3 separate regions of the Homo sapiens genome follow, and regions 1 and 2 are each linked to region 3. Evidence: chromatin loops called from intact Hi-C (ENCODE). Cell type or tissue: heart right ventricle. All regions are shown on one strand.

Region 1 (8,000 bases), 120 kb after region 3:
CTAATATGGCTTGTCTTATAAACTCCTAGTATTTAGGGGTTTTGTTGTTATCGTTACTGTTTTGGTGTGTTTTTTTTTGTTGTTGGTTTTTTTTTTTTTTGGTGGGGGAAGTAGGGAGGAATGAACTCTGTTATTTCTTTGATGAATGATGCCTTAAAATTCCTGGATTGAGTAGGACAGAGTGAGGTGCTTATGATGTTCCTGGGGGTTGGGTAGACCCTTAACTCTGGGGGAAGAATTCTTCCGTACTTGAAGTTCTGTGGGTTTTGTGAAGGAGGCCTGCATTCCAGTGGCATTTGCCTTATTCTGTAAGATTGGGCTTAGACTCACCAGTCACACTGTCTGTCTGCTGTAGTCTACTGTATTCTGTAGTCTACTGTATTCTGTGCACTGTTTAAACTTTCTGGCAGCTGCTTACATCTTTTGGATCTAGAAGTAAAAAACAAGATGATATTCACTGAATTGAACTATTTACATATATGAAACTACCTCTTAAAGATTAGTTTTCCTTTTTATATGCAAGTTTTGTGAACTTACAGTATTACATTCTTTTTCATTCATGTATTTAATATGTATGCTTTCTTCAGGGACTTAGTCATGCATTGAGAAAGCAAGCATGGAAATTTCTTCTGGGTTATTTTCCCTGGGACAGTACCAAGGAGGAAAGAACCCAATTACAAAAGCAAAAAACGTAAGTAATGGTCTTTCGTACATTTATCAAAGAGATTCAAGTAACCCACTCATACAAATTAGTATAGGGTTTCTAGATGAGGATTTGGAATAGACTGGGGAATGGAAAAACAACTTCATTTTTATGTTTTAACTTAAAAATTATGAGCATTCTAATTATTTTAAATCAGAAACTTACTAGAAGCACCTTTTTGCATTTATTTTTGTGAATATGTAAAAAGAAGATAAACATATTCCCTTATATAAGCCTTGTACAAGCCTTTTGCATACTTGAAAGATAACTACGTAGACATACACTTAAAAACATCTCTCATTCATCTTGATTCATTTTTATAATTCATTATGAAATTATAAATGGCTCATAAGAAATATATTTGCTATTTAGATTAATTACCTTTAAGTTACTTTTCTGATACTCTTATAATGGATCCTTCATTCTTTTTGGAAGAGTATTTCTATTTTAAGTTATTCCTCAGACTTGAAAGGAAACACAGACCAACTTTCCAGGTACAACTTCTTGTTCTCAGTTGTCAGTCTAGCCTTTGATTTAAAGCTATTTTCAGTCATTATGTGCATATTTAAGTTATCTGACAGTCTTCTCTTTTCAGCTTGTTTACCAGTTCTTCTAAGACATTTTTACATTAACTAGTTTCTGCAATAAACTGCTTGGAAATGGAACTATAATGTCACATTTTTTAAAAAAAAAGTCACTTAGATTTGTATTTACAATTATTTGGAAACTTTAGTGGTTAAAATATTTCATGACTAGAATACTTTTAGACATGATTTTAAGGATGAGATAAATGTTTTTGTAAAAGAATACCTAAAATTATTCTAGTAGTTGAACAAAGTTTATCACATAAACTTTGTGATATTTATCGGTTATTTTTTTCTTTTGTTTTCACTTATTTATCATAACTTTAAACGTTTTGCTATTGTTTTTATAAACTTACATTCCACTAGCATCATAAATGCTTTGATATACTGTTTATAGAAAAACCCAATTAAACAGTGTTAAAAATAAAGTTTTCAAATAGCTTTCTTTGATGTCAAATTGTTTTCTATAGTGATGAATACTTCAGAATGAAACTGCAGTGGAAATCCATCAGCCAGGAACAAGAGAAAAGAAATTCGAGGTTAAGAGATTATAGAAGTCTTATCGGTAATTTTTTCTTAACAACTTTGGAAATGCAAGGGGGGATTACATTGAAATCTTGATAAGAGTAAAGAAGTGAAGATACATGGTAATAGCACTAGGGCTCAAAAGAGAAATCAGAATAGGAAAGTACATTGCAGTGTGTGTTTAATGTTCTTTGTTGTTCCTCTTCCAATAGGCATATTAATTCAGTAAGTTTATTTATAAGTGTTGATATATTTAATTTTCAGTTCCAAAGTATGAATTTCTAAAAAGATTGTTTACCTTTATTTGCTTTTTGAATTAATTTCATTTTTAAAAAACTTTATTTTCTTTTTTATTATGAAAGTCTGTTTATTGTAGAAAAATTAACTGTAGATGAGCAAAAAGAGGTAAATAGAAATTATTTTTGTTTCTGTCACCCAGAGATAATTATGGTTAATAGGTATTGGTTTATATCCCTTCAGAACTTCTTTAAATATACATATATTTCATTTTTAAAATTAAATAAATGACTCCAGATATAAAATTTAGTATTTGAAAATAGAATATTTACCTGGGGATAACTATTCTCTAAAACACAGAGATGCTTGATAGAATTTTATCATTAAAGCATTAGTTGCATTTCATAATCTCCATTTACAAATGAGAAACTGAAGCATGGAGAACATAAATGACCTGTCCAAGGTCACACATGTCCCAGTTTAATGTTCTTATTACACTGTCTCTGTAATTTTAGGATAGCATTGGATAGTACTGGAACTTAGTTTTGAAATTCCTATATTGTATCTGGATTTGTATATCCGTGGTTTCATAAAGAATGATAGAGGGATTTGTTACTGCTGTTAACACCCTCCCATGAAAGAAATAATTTTTTAAATTATATTTAGAAAGCCCAACGTAACAGGCTGATTTGGTACCGTTTGTGGACATGAAAACAAGATCTTTTTGGCAGTGATACTTTTGATCCAAAAAGAATTTATTTTTCTGAAATGTAAATTATACCAGAATAAACTTTGTCCTTTCTCTGATTAAGGCGAAAGTTTGGGAGTCCTGAGTTTTGGAGTTTAATCTAAAGTTTCTAACTGAAGCTTCTTGATATTTTCAGTTTCAGTAGGAAAAACAATAAGGGATTCTGGTGTTTTACTCCTGCTTGAGCATAAAATATTCGAACTGGAAGGGAAGTTAGAGGTCAACTAAACCTGTATTTTAAGCCTCTTCTTTCTGCATGCCATATCCTCTTCCCTTTATATCAAGGATCAATGTTGATGTCTCTGATATTCTCAACCTTTCATGTCCTTTTCTGATCCTTTCCAGGAGACTGGTAGGAAAATTTAGATATTTAAAGTCCCCATAATGTAATTTGAATTGAGACATACTGTAGCCTACTTTGTTCATTTTTAGCAGATAAAGTTGAAGCCCAGAAAGGTTAGTCAGTTGTCTTAAGCCATCTATCTCGTTAGTTTTATAGTTCAGACTCATTCATACTCAGATCTAATTTTGAGTGGCCTTTCAGCTATACCATGCTTTCTGCCAGTAGAAGTGCATAAAATAAGTTAGTTTTAAAGCATTCTTTTTCTATAATGCTTTTTCCCAAATGTATTTTGAGAATGCTCATCAAAAGCTTTTTGGGTGGTATAAATTTACTTTTATTAAAAGCAAAACTACGCAGTAAGCTTTAGGTCTTGCATACATGCCAATAAGTTGGATTTTACTTTAAGTATGATGAGACTCTATTGGAGCATTTTAAGGAAGAGTATTTTATTTATATTTTAAAATCATTTTTACTGCTTTGTGGAAATTCAATCAAAGTAAGAGTAGGAATAGGGAGACCAGTTAGTGGAAAGCATAAGTTCAGGCAATAAATGGTAGTAGAGGAGGTAAAAAGAAGTAGGTGAGCCCGGCCATGGTGGCTCACACCTGTAATCCCAGTATTTGGGAGGCTGAGGTGGGAGGATCACTTGAGCCTATGGGGTTGAGGCCACAGTGAGCTGCGATTGTGCCACTACACTCCGGCCTGGGTGACAGAGCGAGACCCCTTCTCAAAACAAAACAAAACCAAAAAAAGTAGGTGGATTCAAGTTATATTTTGGTGATAGAGTTGATAAGACTTTCTGATATATGAAATATGGGGTGTGAAGGGGAAAGAGAAATAAAAAATAGGACTCAGTTTCTGACTAGAAAACGGGCAGTTAGTGATACCCCTTATGGAGATGAGAAATGGGGTATGGTGAAATTGAATTAAGTGTTAAGGTATATATACCTTAAGGTGAAATATACAAATGGAATGTCAAGTAGGTAGTTGAATAGTCTGGACTAGTCTGGCAGGAGATAGAAGTTTGGGTATTATCAGTATAAATATCCATGGAAACATGTGCCACCTAGTGGAAAAAGAGACAGTTAAGAAGGCTCAGGAATCCCAGTTTTTAAAGCAGTGGTTTTTAACTTTGGCAACACATTAACCCATTTATGCCTAGTGTTCCATTATTGGAACACTAAGCTTGTGGGAGTTATTTGTATCCTGCTGCTCAAGGTCATCTCCAAGGTCTGATTTTTCACACACAAAAATTCGCAACCTCTGGCATAAATGGGTTTAAATCACCAAGGGATATTTCTGAAAACCAAATTGATTATTTCAAGCATTCATACACTCATTCATTCTTTCAATAAGTTATTACTTAGTGCCTATTATGTACTAGGCTCTCCTCTAGGCATTAGGGATTCATCACTGCACAAAACAGGCAAAATTCTTGCCCTAAAGGAGTTTTCATTCCTGTGGAAGAACAGACAGTAAACAAGTTAAGTAAGTAACATATGTGGTATGTTAGTGATACATGCCAAATAGAAAAATAAGGCAAGGAAAAGGGTTAGGATGTTTGTGTGCAATGTTGCCATTTTAACTTGGGCAAGCAGAGACAGCTTTTAGTAGGAAAGTGATATTTGAATAGAAACTTGAAAAAGGGAGGGGGTTCTCTTACCACTCCTGTTCAGTGTAGTATTGGAAGCCCTAGCCAGAGCAATCAGGCAAGAGAAAGAAATAATGGGCATCCAGATGGGAAGAGAGGAAGAGCAACTGCTTGATATAAAGGGAAGAGAATATGGCATATGGATATTGCTGGGTTTTTTGTCTTTCAAGAGACAGATTCTTGCTTGTCACCCAGGCTGGAGTGCAGTGGCACAATCATAATTCACTGCAGCTGGGCTCAAAGGATACTCCAGCCTCAGCCTCCCAAGTAGCTGGGGCTGCATGCACGCACCATCACACCCGGCTAATTTTTAAATTTTTTTGTACAAATAGGGTCTCACTATGTTTCCCAGGCTGGTCTCCAACTCCTGGCCTCAAGCAATTCTCCCATCTCAGTGTTGCAAAGCATTGGGATTATAAATATGAGCCACTGTGCCCAGCCAATATTGCTGTTTTTTTTGTTTTTGTTTTTTACTAAGATGGGAAAAACTGTTAGAGAAGAAAGTCTGGAAGGGAATATTTAGAATTCAGTTTTAGACTTTAATTTTGAGATGCCTATATTGAATGTCTGTAAGTTAATATGTTGAGTTGAATGTGGATATATGGGGCTGGAATTCATGGGACTGGAGATAAATTTAGGGGTCATCAACATAGATAGTATGAGATTACATAAAACCATGAATTATGAAACTAGATTACCTCAAAAAGTAGGCATCAAAGGTACATAACCTCAAAATAATAAGAGCCATCTATCACAGACCCACAGCCAACATCATACCAAACAGGCAAAAGCTGGAAGCATTCCCCTTGAGAACCAGAACAAGACAAGGATACCCACTCTGACACTTTTATTCAGCATGGTACTATAATCAGGCAAGAGAAAGAAATAAAAGGCATCCAGATAGGAAGAGAGGAAGTCACCCTCTCTTCACAGGCAATATGACACTATACCTAGAAAACCCCATAGTCTCTGCCCAAAGGCTCCTAGATCTGATAAACAACTTCAGTAAAGTTTCAGTATACAAAATCGATGTGCAAAAATCAGTAGCATTGGTATACACCAACAACGTCCAAGCCGAGAGCCAAATGAAGGATGTGATCCCATTCACAGTAGGCACAAAAATAATAAAATACCTAGAAATACAGCTAACCAGGGAGGTGAAAGAACTCTGCAATGAGAATTACAAAACACTGCTGAAGGGAATCAGAGATAACACAAACAAATAGAAAAACATTCCATACCATGGATTGAAAGAATATTGTTTAAAATGGCCGTACTGCCCAAAGCTATTTATAGATTCAGTGCTATTCCTGTCAAACTACCAATGACATTTTTCACAGAATTAGAAAAAAATTCATATGCAACCAAAAAAGAGCCCAAATAGCCAAAGCAATCTTAATGCAAAATGAAGAAAGTTGGAGGCGTCATACTACCTGACTTCAAACTATACTGCAAGGGTATAGTAACTAAAACAGCATAGTCCTGGGACGAAAAACAGGCACATAAAGCAACGAAACATGTTAGAGAACCCAAAAATAAAGCCACACATCTACAGCCATCTGATCTTCGACAGAGCTGACAAAAACAAGCCACAGGGAAATGACTCCCTATTCAATAAATGTTCCTGGGATAACTGGCTAGCTATATGCAGAGGTATTAAACTGGACCCCTACCTTTCACCATATACAAAAATCAGTCAAGATGGATTAAAAACTTAAATGTAAAACCTGAAACTATAAAGACCCTAGAAGAAAATCTAGGAAATACCATTGAGGATATCGACCCAGGCAAAGACTTCATGAAGAAGACTCCAAAAGCAATTACAACCAAAACAGAAATTGACAAGTGGGACCTAATTAAAGAGCTTGTGTACAGCAAAAGAAACTATCAATCAACAGGGTAAACAGACAAGCTACAGAATGGGGAAAACATTTGCAAAGTATGCATCCTTCAAAGGTCTAATACCCAGAATCTGTAAGGAACTCAAATCAACAAGCAAAAACAACCCCATTAAAAAATGGGCAAAGGACATGAGCAGACTTTTTTTTTTGAGACGGAGTCTCGCTCTGTTGCCCAGGCTGGAGTGCAGCAGTGCAATCTCGGCTCACTGCAACCCCTGCCTCCCGGGTTCAAGCAATTCTCTGCGTCAGCCTCCCGGGTAGCTGGGATTACAGGTGCCCACCACCACGGCAGGCTAATTTTAGAATTTTTTTTTAGAAGAGACAGGATTTTACCATCTTGGCCAGGCTGGTCTTGAACTCGTGGCCTTGTGATTCACCTGCCTTGGCCTCCCAAAGTGCTGGCATTACAGGTGTGAGTTACCATGCCTGGCTGCAGACACGTCTTAAAAGAAGACATAAACACTGCCAACCAACATATGAAAAAGTGCTCAATATTACTAGTCATTATGGCAATACAATTCAAAACAACAATGAGATACCATCTCCTACTAGTCATGATGGCTGTTACTAAAAAGTCAAAAAATAACAGATGCTGGTGAGGTTTTAGAGAAAAGGGAATGCTTATACAGTGCTGGTGGGAAAGTAAATTAATTCAGCCACTGTGAAAAGCAGTCTAGAAATTTCCCAAAGAACTTAAAACAGAACTACCATTCGACCCAGCAATCCCATTACTGGATATATGTCCAAAGGGGTATAAATCGTTCTACCACAAAGGTAAATGCACATGTATGTTCATAGCAGCACTATTTGACAACAGAGAAGACATGAAATCAGCCTAGATGCCCATCAGTGGTGGACTGGATAAAGAAAATATACATATGCACCATAGAATGCTATGCAGCCATAATAAAGAGATCGTAGCCTTTGCAGCAACATAGATGGAACTGGAGGCCATACTCCTAAGTGAATTAATGCAGAAAACCAATACCACATGTTCTCACTACAAGTAGGAGATAAACATTAAGCACACGTGGACACAAAAAAGGAAACAGTAGACACTGGGGCTGTTTGAGAGTGAAGGGTGGTAGGAGGGTGAGGATTGAAAAACTACATATTGGGTGTTATGCTCATTACCTGAGCGGCAAAGCTATCTGTACACCAAACCCCCATGACACACCATTTACCTGTGTAACAAACTTGGCAATGTACCCCTTGAAACTAAAATACAACTTGGGAGGAAAAAAAATAGATTAAATTGCCAAGGGAGTAGTACAGTTACAAAAAAAGAACTGAGCCCTGGGGCACTTT
Region 2 (8,000 bases), 160 kb after region 3:
GCTTGTGGTATTTACTTCCATATGTCCCAATGCTGTAATATGTGTATGCTGCTACTACTTTGATTTTCAGCTCTAGGCATTAACCATTGATTTTTCATCTTGGAAGACAAGAATTTAGCTGTTTACCCTCTCCCCACAGCCCCTATTATTCACATACACACTTTCTTATCTGTCTGTCTTCTAATATAATTGATATAATATTGGTTAGGTCAATATTTAGTGCTTATGTTATGACTTCGTAACTGTAATCCCCAAATGAGACATGCTCCCCTTCAGCCCTAATTTTCATTTTTCTTGGGGAGTTAATTCTTATCAAGGTTTTTTACTGGCTGATTTTATATACAGTTGTCACTAATCTAACCCCACACTCTCTACCAAATATTTAAATTGAGGCTTGTCAAATGTGAGCTTACCTACAGGGTAATCTGTTTGCATTATTTTGTTCAGAGCTTTCAATATTATCTGAGCTTTCAGTGTGTTTTAAGATCTTGCCTTTGCCAGATTCTCCAAAGATATTTTTTGTCTTTATTTGGCTGGAGAATAAATGCCTGGCTGTCAGACTTCTGAGGTTTGGGAGTCTCCATGTCATGATATCATGAGTCTCACTACCTCAATACATTCATTTAATCAGAATGGTACCCGTATTCTCAACTATGCCTGATGCTCCTAAGTACAGAGGCCCTTTGTTTTACCCTTTCCAGAGAATAACCTTCAATTTTCTACCTGGGGGCAAAAGAGGAGGTGGCTTGGCTATTTAGTCAAGGGGAATATGGAATTTTAACTCCTTTTTAAAAATAAGATAACAGCTTTATCGAGATATGATATATATGCCAAAAGATTCCCTCCCTTAAAGTGTACAATTTTGTGGTTTTTAGTATATTCACAAAGTTGTGTAAATATCACTAATATTTAATTTTATTAGTGATGAATTCTGTATGAATTTTATTAGTGATAAATTCTGTATAAAAATTCATTTTCATACAGAAACCTTGTACCTTTTAGCAGCTATTCCCCACCTCTTCTTTTTTTCCAGTCCCTGGCAGCCACTAATCTACTTTCTGTGTGTGTCTCTCTCTCTTTTTAAAACGATCTCTTTTTACATCTTCTAGACATTTCATATAAACAAAATCTTGCAATACATGCATGGTCTTTTGTGACTGGCGTCTTTCACTTAGCATAATATTTTCAAGGTTCACCCATATTGTAACATGTATCAGTACATTATTTCCTTATATTGCTAAATAACATTTTATTTATCATGTATCATTTTTTGTTTTTTTCATTAGGTGATAGTATTTGAGTTGTTTCTATTTTTGGCTATTATGAATAATGCTGCTATGAACATTCATGTACAGTTTTTGTGTGGATGTATATTTTCATTTTTCTTCGGTGTATACCTAAGGGTGGAATTGCTGAATCATGTAGTAACTCTAGTTTTACCTTTGTGAGGAACCGCCAAACGTTTTTTCAAAGTGACTACACCATTTTACACATAGCTAGGAGTGAAATTGTTGAGTCATACAGTAACTTTATGTTTTGCATTTTGAGAAACCACCAAACTGTTTCCCAAAGTGACTGTACCATTTTATAATACCACCAGCAATGTGTGAGTGTTCCACATTTTCTGCTTCTTTACCAACATTTGTTATTGTCTGTCTTTTTTATTTTAGCCATCCTAGTCGGTCAGAAGTCATACTGTGTTTTTTGATTTGCATTTCCCTAATGACTATTGATGTAGAGCACCTTTTCCTGTTTGCACTGGCCATATCTTCTTTGGAGAAATGTCTATTAATTTTTTTTTGCCCAGCCAGAGCATGATAGCAAGACCCTGCCTTTACAACAGCAACAAAAAATTAGCTGGGTGTGATGGCCTGTGCTTGTAGTCCCAGATGCTTGGGACGCTGAGGCAGGAGGATCACTTGAGCCCAGGAGGTTGAGGCTGCCAAGAACTATGATTGTGCCACTGCACTCCACTGTGGGTAACAAAGCCAGCTGTCTCAAATAAATTTTGTTTCCCAATTAAAAATTGGTCTGTTTTTTTAATTGCTGAGTTGTAGGAATTTTTTATTCTGGATACTGTTTCCTATGAGATATATGATTTATAAATATTTCCTCCCACATTGTGGGTTGTCTTTTCACTTTTCTGAGGGTGTCCTCTGAAGCACAGAAGTTTTTAATTTTGATGAAATCTTATTTTTTTCTTTAGGTACTTATGTTTTTGGTGTCCTATCTAAGAAACAATGGCCTAATCCAAAGTCAAAAACATTTACTCCTATCCTTTCTTCTAAGAATTTTAATTTTAGTTCTTACATGTGTGTTTGTGATTCATTTTGAGTTAATTTTTGTGTGCAATGTGAAATAGAAGTCCATCTTCATTATTTTGCATGTGGATATCCAAAGTTGTCCCGGGACAGTTTGTTCAAAAGATCATTCTTTCCCCATTGAATTGTCTTGGCACGTTTGTTGAAAATCAATTCCCTCTACATGTAAGGGTTTATTTCTGGACACTCAATTCTATTTCATTTACCTATATATCTGTCCTTAGTACCACACTGTCTTGATTATTGTAACTTTGTTATAAGTTTTGATTTGTCTAACTGCTTCTCACACTTTGAACCACTCTTTTTCAGTCTCATCTACCTTCAATTCCAGAGGTATTTGAGCCTTTAGGGTATTCTGTCATGTAAAGTGCGTTGCTTCTAAGTCTTCTTCATTGATAGCTTAAGGTTCAGCTTTCCCATGACTGCAAAGCCTTTGATCAGTTTTTTCTTCTTTCAAGCTGCTAATTTTTTGTTGCCATTGTTTTCCAACTTATGCGACTCTTGTGTACCTTGAAAAGGAATTTTTTATCTTGTTTTAATAGGGTTTCCAGGGTGAGCAAAAGTAGTTAAATCTTTAATATTCTAAATATATATTATAAATAAATTACTTTTAATATCTTTTTTTCCCTCATTTCCACATCCAAGCAGGGACACTATCTAGTGGATTTTATCCCTTCACATCTCTGGTTCTTTCATTACATCTCAGTAACATTAGCTACTATTATTGTCATTAGTTCATTTGCCTTATTTAAACTTGCTTCTCCTATTAGCTGATTAGAGCTGACCCTTACAGAAAATGTAAGCCAAATAATATTTTCAGAATTAGATCAATTAATAATTATGTCTCTTCAAGACTCCAGAAACAATTAAACTTCAGTCAATATTAGTTCATCCCGACTTGTTTTGAAATTTTTTTTCTATATAGACAAGCAGTGCCAGCACCAGATTTTGTTTAGATTTTCAGTCAAACAAGCACATTTGGTCAAGAGTTTTTCATTCTTCAGGAGATTGGTAACATTTTCCTGTGGCCTGGTGAATTTTATGACTTTCTAAGGTTTGAATAGTAAGAATATTGATTAATCTATGCATGTCAAGTTGCTGGATTTGATCTAGTTGACATTGATATTTGACAGTATGTTTAGTCATTAAAAGCTCAAATGTCATAGTACTCTTAACCTCTGCTTTCTCCTCACCACATAACGCACAGATCTCGTATATTTAAGTAGCACTTTTTATATGAAAGGGTCATGTCAAAGATTAAATTTCCATGATTTCCAGTAGAGAGAAAAACCACAAGAGTATTAAAATGAATGGCTGATATATGGGAATCTAGTTTCCTTTTATTTCTCATTTAGTAAGGAAGATTCCAGGATTAGTATCTGAGCTATATGTAATCTACATGTGGCTAAATTGAACCCTTACCTTTCCTTTGCAATACATTTTCCTCCATATAACTCTGCATAGAGGCATCACAGGATTAAGAAGAAGCCCTTTTATGAAAGCCATTACACATATATACACTCACACATTTGCATGCACAAAATTAGAATATGTCAAGTCAGAAAAAGCTTATTAACATAAAATGGAGTTGGTCAATGAGTAAAAAAAATATGCTGATGGGAGGGATAAGATCTAGTGTTCGGGAGCACAATAATTTATTTTCTTTTGTATTTTAAAATAACTGGAAGAGTGGAATTGGAATGTTTCTAACACAAAAAGAAATGATAAATGCTTGAGGCAATGGATATCTTGATTACCTTATTTGATCATTACACATTGTACGCTTGTGTCAAAATATCACATGTGCCTTATAAATGTGTACAACTATTAGTTATCCATAAAAATTAAAAATTAAAAAATCCGTAAAATGGTTTAAGCATTCAGCAGTGCTGATCTTTCTTAAATTATTTTTCTAATTTTGGAAAGAAAGCACAAAATCTTTGAATTCACAATTGCTTAAAGACTGAGGTTAACTTGCCAGTGGCAGGCTTGAGAGATGAGAGAACTAACGTCAGAGGATAGATGGTTTCTTGTACAAATAACACCCCCTTATGTATTGTTCTCCACCACCCCCGCCCAAAAAGCTACTCGACCTATGAAACAAATCACACTATGAGCACAGATAACCCCAGGCTTCAGGTCTGTAATCTGACTGTGGCCATCGGCAACCAGAAATGAGTTTCTTTCTAATCAGTCTTGCATCAGTCTCCAGTCATTCATATAAAGGAGCCCGGGGATGGGAGGATTCGCATTGCTCTTCAGCACCAGGGTTCTGGACAGCGCCCCAAGCAGGCAGCTGATCGCACGCCCCTTCCTCTCAATCTCCGCCAGCGCTGCTACTGCCCCTCTAGTACCCCCTGCTGCAGAGAAAGAATATTACACCGGGATCCATGCAGCCAGCAATGATGATGTTTTCCAGTAAATACTGGGCACGGAGAGGGTTTTCCCTGGATTCAGCAGTGCCCGAAGAGCATCAGCTACTTGGCAGCTCAACAGTGAGTACTACGTACCTGGCACTATGGAGAATTATTTTTTAGGGTGTGACCATCTTCTCCTCACCATATGAATCCCTTTTGTAGTGTAAGCACGCACACCTCAAATTTCTCCTTCTTTATAATCTGTCTACCCTGCTTTCCTCCTGTCTGCCTCCAGTCTTCCTCTTCTCTCCATAAGTAAAGCGAGTGTGCCAATCACTGCGTGCTCAACTTTTTTTCCGCAAAGTTTGTAAGTAGAGAGTTAAGAAGTTCCTGAACATTAAGAATGAGAGATTGTATGAATCAATGTCTTAAATCTACAGCCAAAAAAAAAAAAAAAAAAATGGAGTGTGAAGAATTTTGAAAAGCCGTTTATTATGAGGAGGAGGAGTAGGGAGAACAAATTAAATAAATTTCCACGGTTTTCAGAAGATCATTGTGTCTCCTACACCCCCTTCAGTTTACAAAGCCTGGTCTTTAAACATAGAACTATTATTTTCTCTTCTTAGTTATGGGTGCAGGTTATTGGAATAAAAGAAAGATTGGATTCCTTTCAAAAGTTTTTCTGTGTTTCACATTGCTCAATTTTTTTCAGTTTACTTGATGGAATAATGAAAGCAATACACCACTTGCTATAGTATTTAAGGGAGTTTTATGTTTATAATATCTACAGGATAAAAAAGCAGTATTTGCAGGATTTTAGATCCTGCTTTCAGGTAGTAGTCATGGGATTTAATAAAAACCACGAAATAAAAATGTATCCAGGTCCTAGTCATTAAAAATATTAAATGGTATTTTATTACTGTACTATCAGAGTTTATCAACCAAATCCAATTCAGTCTGTATCATAGAATCATCTGTTTTAATTTCGTAGCTCCAAATATGTGCCAGAGGGCTGCGTTGGACTGACATATTATTACTGATAAAAATGTTGAAAAGTAAACATGGCAACTTCTGTAGAATTATTTAAATCAATTTGCAAAAATGAGGCCAAAATGTAAATAGATTTTTTAACATTTAAATATCATGAATATTTGGATGAGATATTACAATGAAGAGTTTTGAAGTCATAATTAACTGCTAGAAGGAAAACAAAGTAAGCTCAGGGTAATGGTTAATGTATGACCCTTTTATATAAAAAATGCTACTTCTGTATGCAAGATCTGTGTGTTGTGTGGTGAGGAGGAGGCAGATGTTAAGAACACTGAGACATTTGAGCTTTTAATGACTAAACATACTGTCAAATGTCAATGTCTGCATAAACTTCTTCCCTCCCTCAAGTCATAAATAATAAAATCTCCATCTCTATTATATATAAATCTAGTGAGTAAGGCAATACTGATGTGTGAAAATAAAGCCAGTAGAGAAATCAGAAGAAGACAATGGCAGATAACTATTCACTGGGTCCCAAAGCAAACCTACATTTCTCAGTTTCATGAGGATGTAGTAGATTGGTACGATTGTATTAAATCACCATTTGCCAGGAGTTACTTCTATGTCTGCCCAATGCTGTATTTGCATATAAAGAATATAAAACAGACCACATAATTTTGCATTGTCTGTCAAATGAAAGTTTCCAGCTTGTTGTTTTTGTTTTGTTTCCTCCCATTCTATTCCTAAATAAAGTTTCCAGCTTTTTATTCTGCATTTCTGGCAATGTGACCTGAGTTACTGGAATCTGTCATTTTTTTCTTTAGCCAGCAGGATTAATAGACATTACTTCATCAGGCAATATAAAATCTTAAGTGGCTAATGAAGTGTTAATCTTTTTCAGTTTCTCAGATTTTTACTGTTTGCCCCTAATAATTAGCTGGCCAGGTTTCTTCCTTCCTGCCTTTCTCCTTTTTTCCTTTTATTTGTCACTGAATTTTAATAGTCACTTCTCAAATATTATCTTCTGACACAGATGGCCTTAGAGTTAGTTATACATGTGTCTGTGCTGAACTTTTGCAGGCAGATTCACATTGACAATGTGGATCTAACTGAAGAAAGTAATACTACCCATTAATTTCTGGGCATGTGCTGACATATTTTGGAATGAAATCGATATTTTGTTTTTAAAATTTAATTGAAACTAAAATTATTTTCAAAAATATGTTTGATCTTATTTTTAATATGGTTAGTAATTAATATAGTTTCCATAGGATTCAACGAGGCTAAGAGATCAAATTTTGTGCTGTAAAATAATCCTAGAAAGGCAGGAATTTTTCATATATGATATTGCAGGCGTTACGACAGTCAGGTTTTTGTTGCTATTAAAGTGAAGCAAATCTGATCCCCTTTTAATTTCAACCACTAGATGATGTCTTAGACCATTGGAAAATAGTGTCTCAGAATAAATTAGACCAATATTTATGACTGAAAGTTATGAGTGACACGGCAACTTCACCTTAAGTTTGTATGATTGGTGGAGCTTCCAGCTTATGAATGACATGTATGGGAAAAATCTAATTACGGAGGATTCTGGAACCCTAACTAATATTTTGTTTTATTATGCTTCGACATTCCTGAAGCTAAATAAACCTAACTCTGGCAAAAATGACGACAAAGGCAACAAGGGAAGCAGCAAACGTGAAGCTGCTACCGAAAGTGGCAAGACAGCAGTTGTTTTCTCCTTGAAGAATGAAGTTGGTGGATTGGTAAAAGCACTGAGGCTCTTTCAGGTGAATGTGAAATATCATTACATAATTTTAAAAGTGACCGTGTGCCTGGGTACAAACCTGTTATCTGCTATGAAACATTACTGAATCAATTTCTGGATAATGTGGTGAAAGATTCAAAGGAACCAAACTTCGTGAGGCTTTAAAAGGGGAGTTGTCTGTCAAGCAATGAAATAAGCAGAATTGCCTAAGCTGTGGCTTATTAATGCAGAGTTAGCTGGTTAGGAACTCTGAAGACTATTGCCAGGTTAGGAGGTCAGTACTTCAAAAACGTGAGCTTCACACCTGAAAATGAAAACACAAGAGCCAAACAGGGTATCTTAAGTAGCAAGAGCCTGCAACTTGATTTGATTTGTTCAAATTTGAATTTACACATGTCCTAGGAGCATGTTTATTATGAAAAACTGAGATACATGAATATAGGCACACGGTATTCCCCTAAGTCTCATTGTTTATGTGTCTTAATGTATCTTTTTGCGAAGATGAGTCACTCTCCTTATATTATATATTGTTGGGGTAGCTCTTCCCTTATCTTATAGAAATGT
Region 3 (8,000 bases):
GCTTTTTCATCCCAACACTCACAGTTGTTTTCCCCTCACCATTCCCCACCCCCGTCACTATCCTTTTTACTGCATGAATTAGTTTTGTTTTGAATTTTATATAAATGGAATCATATAATATTAACTCTTTTTGGGTCTGGCTTTTTTGACTTTACATTATGTGCCTACGATTCCTTTATGTTGTATATAGTTGTTCATTTTATTCTGATTGCTGTCTAATACTTTAATCTATGAATACTCCACAGTTTATCTGTTTTGCTATTGATGGACATTTGCATTGTTTTTCCCACTTCTTGATTTTTATTCTCTGTTGTAGTAGTTCAGTGTTTATTCTCTCTTCTGTTTTATTAGTAACTTTGAAATAATACTACTACTTCTCAGGGTTATGATGAAGATTATATAATGATTTGAAAAATACTTGGCATAGAGGTAAACATTTGACAAGAATTCATTCTTTTCTCTTTACATAAGATAACCTTTCAAGCATTTGAAGACTACTTAAACGGCTCACTTTAAGTCTTAAATTCTCTAGATCAGCTGTTTTTTTATGTGGCCTACCTTCCAGACATTCTGATCATCCTGATCATTTTCTCTCCTAGGTTTATTTTATTGTGTCAGTATGTCTCCCACACTTGGAAATAAACCATAGAATCCAAATGTTGTTGAGCTAGTATGTTCTTATAGACCCTGTCTCTCTCCTCACACTGGCCTTCTATCAGGATTGCCTGAGATTGCTTAAATTTTTTAGCAGACATGTCAACTAGTCTCTTTTACATAGGTTATAGTTATCTAAAATCTCAAGTCCTTTTTTATAAGTATTGCTATTCAGCCAGATGTTTCCCAGCTTGTTCTCATGTAACTATTTAAAGCTAAGTAGAAATTTCAGTTTGTCATGTTTTTGAATCTTTATGTTTGATATACAGTCTACTAGCATTTTCATGTGTAAATTGAATACTTAACCTCCTAGATCCTTATCTAAGTCCCTGATATCCATGTGCTAACCAGTAATAGAGAACCACATGTTTCAATAGCAGAGACTTTTTCCTCTAGGTTGTCATTAATCCATTGATAGGCACCCTTGGCTGTGGTTGATAGTATTCTGCATCTAGTCTATCCTTAATATTTGTATGTTTCTTGAACAAATATTTATTATTAATCGTAGTCACCATTTACTGAGTGCCAGGCACTGTTTTAAGTACACATTTTTTACTTCATTTAAGCCTCCTGACAATGCTGAGGGGAAGACCATTTCATTTTACAGATGAAAAAATGTGCTTAGAGACCTTGAAACTTCCCAAAGTCACATAGTTTGTTAGAAGTAGACCTGGGATTTTAACTCAGATCTGCCTGCCACTTCAAGCCCATATCCTTAATAAACACTTCATTGCTTACTATGTGCCAGGCTTTGGGAATAGTGTAGTGAATAAGTAAACAAAATAGATACGGTTCTTGTCCTCCCAGAGTCTCTTGTGTGGAAAAAGAGAGGAAAACAAGCTACTATTATATGTTATAATAAATGCTATGGAAGGGAAATGCAGAATGGAGTGCTATGAGAGCACAAAAGCAAACAAACTAGATTTGGGGTGCAAGGGGGAGATAAGGGAACATTTCCTAGACCAAGTGTTGGATAAACTAAGTTAGCTAGATGAAGCCAGTAGGATGATGGTAGAGTGCGTTACCTGCAAGGCGTGGTGGCTCACCCCTGTAATCCCAGCACTTTGGGAGGCTGAAGCAGGCGGATCATTTGAGGTCAGGAGTAAGTTTGTATTACCTGTCATGGACTTTAATTGTCTTACAACAATATTGACTTTCCATTTGATCATTCACTGTGATGAATGTCATTAATATTAATAACTGTTCCTTATTGAGCATATAGTATATGCTAGGCCTTTTACATATATCTTATTTTCACATCAACCCTGCAAGGTTTGTTAGCGACACATGCGTACAGTGAGACTAACAGAGGTTAACTAATTTGTCCAAAATATTACAGTTATGGCCAGGCGTGGTGACTCTGGCCTTTAATCCGAGCATTTAGGGAGACCAAGGTGGGCAGACTGCTTGAGTCCAGGAGTTTGAGACCAGCCTAGCAACATGGCAAAACCCCATCTCTACAAAAAAATACAAAAATTAGCCAGATGCGGTGGTGTGTGCCTGTAGTCCCACTCGGGGCTGAGGCAGGAGAATCGCTTGAGCCCGGGAGGTGGAGGCTGCAGAGAGCCGTGTTCACGCCACTGCATTCCAACCTGAGTGACAGAGCAAGACCCTGTCTCAAAAAAAGGTAAAACAAAAAAAAAATTACAGTTATGGAGTAAGCAAGGACTTAAAAACAAGTTTTATCACATTTAAAAGCTTTCTGAAAGCTTCTTTCCACTGTGCCCCACAACCATTCAGTCTAAGCATAATATGATTCTAGTTCTATATCATTAGGCCATTTGCCCTTAGCAGTGGACATGCCCCTTCTATGTTCTTAATTCAAATATGTATTTTTAAGGAAGATCTGCTTAACTTAGAGGGTAGCTTTTTCCCTCCCTTTCCAATAGTGTCAGCCTATTTGTTTATGTTTTTAATTCTTTATAGTACTATACTTTTAAGTAGGTGCTTGCTTTGGTTATTGTCCTTGTTTTCAGGTGTTTTAAGCCTATCAGAAAGTTCCGTATGTAGCTGCACAGTAGTATTGAAGCAGATATGAGTCTCAAAGCCTTACTCCTTAGCTGTCTTGCTTTTGAAAAAATATAGAAACTAAAAGGGTTTTTGAGCTTTGGAAAGAGGTCAGTCACTAGCCAGTCAGGTTTCTGCAATGTATTCTGTGCTGTCAATCCATTGTGAACACTGATTATTCAAAGAAATAATAGTTATTTAGATTTAAAATATTTTAAGTTTAAAATAATAGGTTATTAAGATAGCTATTTATTAATGGCCTGATTTATTAAAATTAGTCATTTAAAATATTATCAAATAATAAAGCAGTGTCTGAATTATTTCTCCTAAATGTTCATTTGAGGCAGTAAGGTGATTGCCTGCTTTTCCTCTCTTCACTCTTTTTATAGGTATTGATGATATTGATGGAATTTGGAACATGAGCCATTAAATACCTAGAAAAAAATTCCATAGGGTTTTAGGTAATTGAAGCAAAATTAATATTGCTACTTTTAGTAGGAGACTATCTTATTTTGCCTTTGTGAGGCAGAATCTTTTTCCTGTTTGTTGGAGCCACTGGCCACCAGGTGGTGCTTTTTGCATTCTTTACAGAATAACACGACGGTTTTTCCTCTGGTTACTGTCAGACATTGTCATATTTAGCTAATTAAAATTTCCAATGACAAATATAATGTAGGAAGTTAGAACTAATATGAAACTTCTTGCTGTGGTAGATAGCTGTTCAAAGAAGGAAGAGTTTGTTACTGAATTTGTTGGTATCCACTGAGCTTTAGTGTTGTCTGCTTCCCTCTCTCTGATTCTTAGGCTATGGTGGCAGATAGTTTCTTGCAGTTGCCAGCAACTAGGTTCTCAGATTATTCGAGGTCCTCAGTATATAGAACCTTTGGACTTGTCCACCTCAGTGCTAAACATTTTATCTTTTATTGGGTGCTTATTTCAATGCCTTATCTGAAATTTATCTGAAATTGTCTCCTAGAATCTATATGGTTCCAAGAAAAAAAGTAACCTTATTTATAAGATTTCTCTTTTCTCCCTAAAAGCCATAGTAGAAGAATAAAAATGTTTGTTTGAAGTGTCCTTCCATAGGGTATTTTTCCTTATCGTTATCTACTGTTTTTATTACCTTTAGCACTCTGGGTGTCCAGCCAACTCATCTTAAGTTCAAGGAATCAGTATTTTGCAGTTTCTTCATTTTTGTTCTGATGGCTTTTTTTAAAAGTATAATCCCAGCTTGGTTCTGTTGTTTAAGGAGAGCTAAACTTATAATTTAAATCTGCATGATATACATATATTAAGTTTTAATAACTCACTAAAATTGTTTTTTAAACAAAGAATACAGTTTTTCCGGCCGGGCGCGGTGGCTCAAGCCTGTAATCCTAGCACTTTGGGAGGCCGAGGCAGGCGGATCACGAGGTCAGGAGTTCGAGACCATCCTGGCTAACACAGTGAAACCCCATCTCTACTAAAAATACAAAAAATTAGCCAGGCGTGGTGGCAGGCACCTGTAGTCCCAGCTACTCAGGAGGCTGAGGCAGGAGAATGGCGTGAACCCGGGAGGCGGAGCTTGCAGTGAGCCGAGATGGCGCCACTGCACTCCAGCCTGGGTGACAGAGCGAGACTCCGTCAAAAAAAAAAAAAAAGAGAATACAGTTTTTCCCCTTATGATTGTGGAGTACTTAAAAATCTGTACACTTTAATTTTTACTTTAACTGGTTTATATCATCCAGGAAACCAAAATACTTGTAGGATCCAAGAGGCTAGATTAATATATTTTAGTAAACACTAAGATAGCCATACTTATTGACCGGCTCTAAGTTAATGGGAACTGTAGAAAATTTTGCTCTTACTTTTGATCATTTACACTTGCCTAAGAATCATAGGTTTATCTCTAGGTCTCTGGTATCCCCCAAAATCAAAAAAGAGTGCCTGTCTCTTTGGAAAAGTTGTTTTCTTTGTCAGAGGCTGCAGATTCAGGAAAGGTATGAATTGAGTCATTTGAAGGAGGATGAGGCATGATCAACCCTCAGATCACAAGGCTTAACTTTATAATTTCAAGACATTAGAAGTCTGGTGGGGATTTGCATTATTTTTGCTGGTAATTAAAATGGCAATTTTATATTTAGAATTGGCTTAATTTTGTTATGAAAATAAATCAGTATAAAGATAAATATTTACTTTTTTCAAAATAGGTAATAAAATAGACTTGGAAAAGGAGAGACATGTTTCCATTCAAGAAGCAGAGTCGTAAGTACTGTGACCCTCCCATTCCCCATCACTCCCTAGTAGAAATCTTCCTCTTTATACGTTTTGCTTTACCATTTAGGTATTACTCAAATCTCTTAGCATGGATTGAGGTGTTGGATTCAGTGAAGCATGTTTACATGGTAATTTCTGGGCTTGTGGCAATAAAGCCCTTACTTCCCTTTTTGACTTCAGTGAAAAATACGAGTGATATAAAACAAAACTATCATGATCAAATAGGCAGTAAGCCAGAAAAACTTTTGAAGTATTTGAGTCCCAAATTAATCTATAAAAATTTCGAGGCTTGTTATATTTGTGTTATTTAAAATTTGATTTAATGTATAGAGAATTTAAATAGCTATATAAACTTAATTTCACTAAACTTGAGTAAATTAATATGTCACTAAAACTGTTACTATAAAAAAGCAGTTAAGACAAAATCATGAATAATATTTTACATCAATCACCGATGTTACTTTTTTTTAAGGTATGCAGAATCTGTGGGAGCAAAACATTATCATACTTCAGCCAAACAGAACAAAGGAATTGAGGAACTCTTTCTTGACCTTTGTAAAAGTAGGTATATTCAGATTTAGTTTGTTTAGAAATGGTTTTTGGTTTTTATTTTTTAAAAAATAGTATGTATTTTACACCAGTGTTACTTTTCAAAGAATTGGTTCTTTTTAAACTATTGACTATTGGTAGTATTTCTGAAGTGCTGTAACTATTTTTTTTAATGCTTAAATACCTACTTTAACCCTGTTTCAAGCAGTAATTAATGGTTATGAAATCATAAGTATGGTGTGGGCTAAATATATATTATAATATATGCATAAGTATTAAAAGTGGAAGGGGAATTTACATATTAAAACAGATTTAAGACCTGTAACAACCTCTTGCAATGAATGGACCTTATTTGGACACTGATTTGTCAAACTAGTGAAAAAGAGTGTTTGTGAAACAAGATATTTGATGATATTAAGATACTATTAATTTTTTAGGTGTGATTATGGTATTGTGGTTATGCTTTATAAAAGGAGTTCTTATCTTTTAAAGACACATTAAAATAATTTAGGAATAAAGTTATGGGTCTGAGATTTGACTCAAAATAATGGTAGGGATGCTTAGGGTTATTCATGAAATTGGGTGATGGATTTTCATTATGCTGTATTTTCTACTTTATGTTTGAAATTTTCCATATTAAAAAGTTTATAGTTTTAAAGAAAAAGGAAAATAAATTTATATATATTCTGAAAATCATTTCTTATATTACCAATAAAATGCATATCTGAGTTTATGGACTTTAGACTCTTTTGAGAATTTGATGAAATCATGGTTTTTCTCTCTAGAAAAGAATATTGATATGTGTGTGTGTGTGTACACACACACACACATTTTGGAATAAATTAGTTTTATAAAACCCTCAAGTCATTCATAATTCTTCTAAAATATTGATTATGTAAGTGATGTCCCCTGATCAGCAGCATCAATATCACTTGAAAATATGTCAGAAATGCAAATTCTTGGGCTCTCCAAGCCTGCCGAATCAGAATTTCTAGGGATGGTGCCCAGAATCTGTGTTTTAACAAACGCTTCATATGATTCCAATGCACACTAAAATATAAGAGCCAATGCTGTACATAACAACTTGGGGATCTTATTAAATGCATATTTTGATTTAATAGGTGTGGGATAGATTGAGGTCCTCATTTCTACAAGCACCCAAGTGGTGGTGATGCTAGTCATCAGGATATCCTCCTTCCTTACCTCCCTCCCTCCCTCCCTTCCTTCCTTCTGATAATGCTTTTAAATAACAATGCACTAAGTCAGTGGCTTACAAATGTTATAAATATCACATCTTCAAAACAATTTTTGCATGCTCCACATGTTTATTTAGAAATTATATAACATGTACAAGTACTAATATGTACATTTTAAAACATACCTAAAAAATAGAAATTTTGGAAAGTTAAAAATAAGTAGATATAGAATTTATAATGTTTTCTTATTTCCTCTTGTTGGATTGTCCCACATACCTCAAATTGTAAACCATTAATCAAGAGCAGTCTCTAATTTAAGAGCCCTTTTGTATTTTAAGGACACCCTCTTTTCTTCCTTCATCTTCTCAAATACGTGTTTTGTAAATACTTTCTCTCAGTCTGTGTTGTGTATTCCCATTTTTCTTACCTGTGTCTCTTAAAGTGCAGTTTTAAGTTTCAGTGAGGTCCAGTTTATCTATTTTTCTTTTATGATTCATGTTTTATGTCTTACATGAGAACTCTTTGTGTAAGCCAAAGTCACAAAAATTTTCTCCTATGAAGATTTTTCTCCTGTGTTTTCTTCTGGAAATTTTGTTTCATGTCTTACATTTAAGTGTATAATTCATTTTTCGTTGTTTTTTGCATAAGATGTTAAGGTGTGGGTTAAGGTTGATTTTTTTTTTTTACAATAGATGTCCAGTTCTATTAATACTACTGTTTTTTGAAAATATTCTTTCTTCATTGAATAACCTTGGCAACCATGTCAAAAATCAAGAGACCATATCTACGGGGTCTATTTCTGGACTGTGTTTTTTTGGTTCCACTGATCTATTTCTCCTATCATTGTCTCACTGTTTTGATTAGTGTAGCTTTATACTAGTTCTTGCAATCAGGTGGTGTGAGTCTTTCTGCTGTGTTCTTCGAAGTTCCCTCATCTTAAACTCCATTATTCTTCAAATATCGCTGTGGTCAGGGACAGTGGCTCACACCTATAAGCCCAGTGCTTTATGAGGCCAAGGCCATAGGATCACTTGAGCCCAGGAGTTTGAGACCAGCCTGGGCAACATAGTGAGACCCCCATCTCTAGCAAAAAAAAAAAACTCAGCCAGGCATGGTGTTGCATACCTGTAATTCCAGCTACTCAGGGACTGAGGCAGGAGGATCAACTGAGCCCAGGAGTTAGGGGCTGCAGTGAGTAAGTGATGATCACACCACTGCACATCCAGCCTGGGTATCAAAGCGAGACCCTGTCTCTCAAAACTAAAATAAAAAGAATCATTTACTTAAAAGTATTACATTTCTAGTTGAAGAATAAATCCTGCCCCCTAAATATTACTT

The links. Hi-C counts contacts between places; a loop is a spot of excess contacts. Peaks named below come from ENCODE experiments on the same cell type or tissue, not always from the same donor. Only the 100,000 strongest peaks of a DNase experiment are listed, where the experiment ranks them.
Region 1: it touches region 3 in a loop (3-fold over the local background); 25 of 110 quality-filtered maps call a loop at or near these places.
Region 2: a loop joins it to region 3, with 2.8 times the contacts of the local background. A loop is called at or near these places in 16 of 110 quality-filtered maps.

Annotation. Positions count from the first base shown.
Region 1 is chr12:71,896,090-71,904,089 of GRCh38, forward strand. TBC1D15 (TBC1 domain family member 15) reads left to right here. Exons shown (of 17, transcript NM_001146213.3): 9 at 588-691; 10 at 1,758-1,852. Among named protein-coding and RNA genes, the nearest start is that of TPH2, 39 kb to the right of the region's middle. RefSeq lists a silencer at 4,000-4,294. In heart right ventricle, a CTCF peak has its summit at 4,211 (motif pointing left); no DNase peak of the experiment used is centred here; H3K27ac peaks cover 558 bases.
Region 2 is chr12:71,934,276-71,942,275 of GRCh38, forward strand. It overlaps TPH2 (tryptophan hydroxylase 2), which reads left to right and starts at 4,570. Exons shown (of 11, transcript NM_173353.4): 1 at 4,570-4,816; 2 at 7,309-7,458. The coding sequence starts at 4,712. RefSeq lists a silencer at 4,436-4,735. In heart right ventricle, a CTCF peak has its summit at 4,695 (motif pointing left); a DNase peak (open chromatin) is centred at 4,592; H3K27me3 peaks cover 2,905 bases.
Region 3 is chr12:71,777,181-71,785,180 of GRCh38, forward strand. RAB21 (RAB21, member RAS oncogene family) reads left to right here. Exons shown (of 7, transcript NM_014999.4): 5 at 4,851-4,905; 6 at 5,390-5,478. Among named protein-coding and RNA genes, the nearest start is that of RAB21, 26 kb to the left of the region's middle. In heart right ventricle, CTCF peaks have their summits at 3,233 (motif pointing right) and 3,435; a DNase peak (open chromatin) is centred at 3,231; H3K27ac peaks cover 1,181 bases.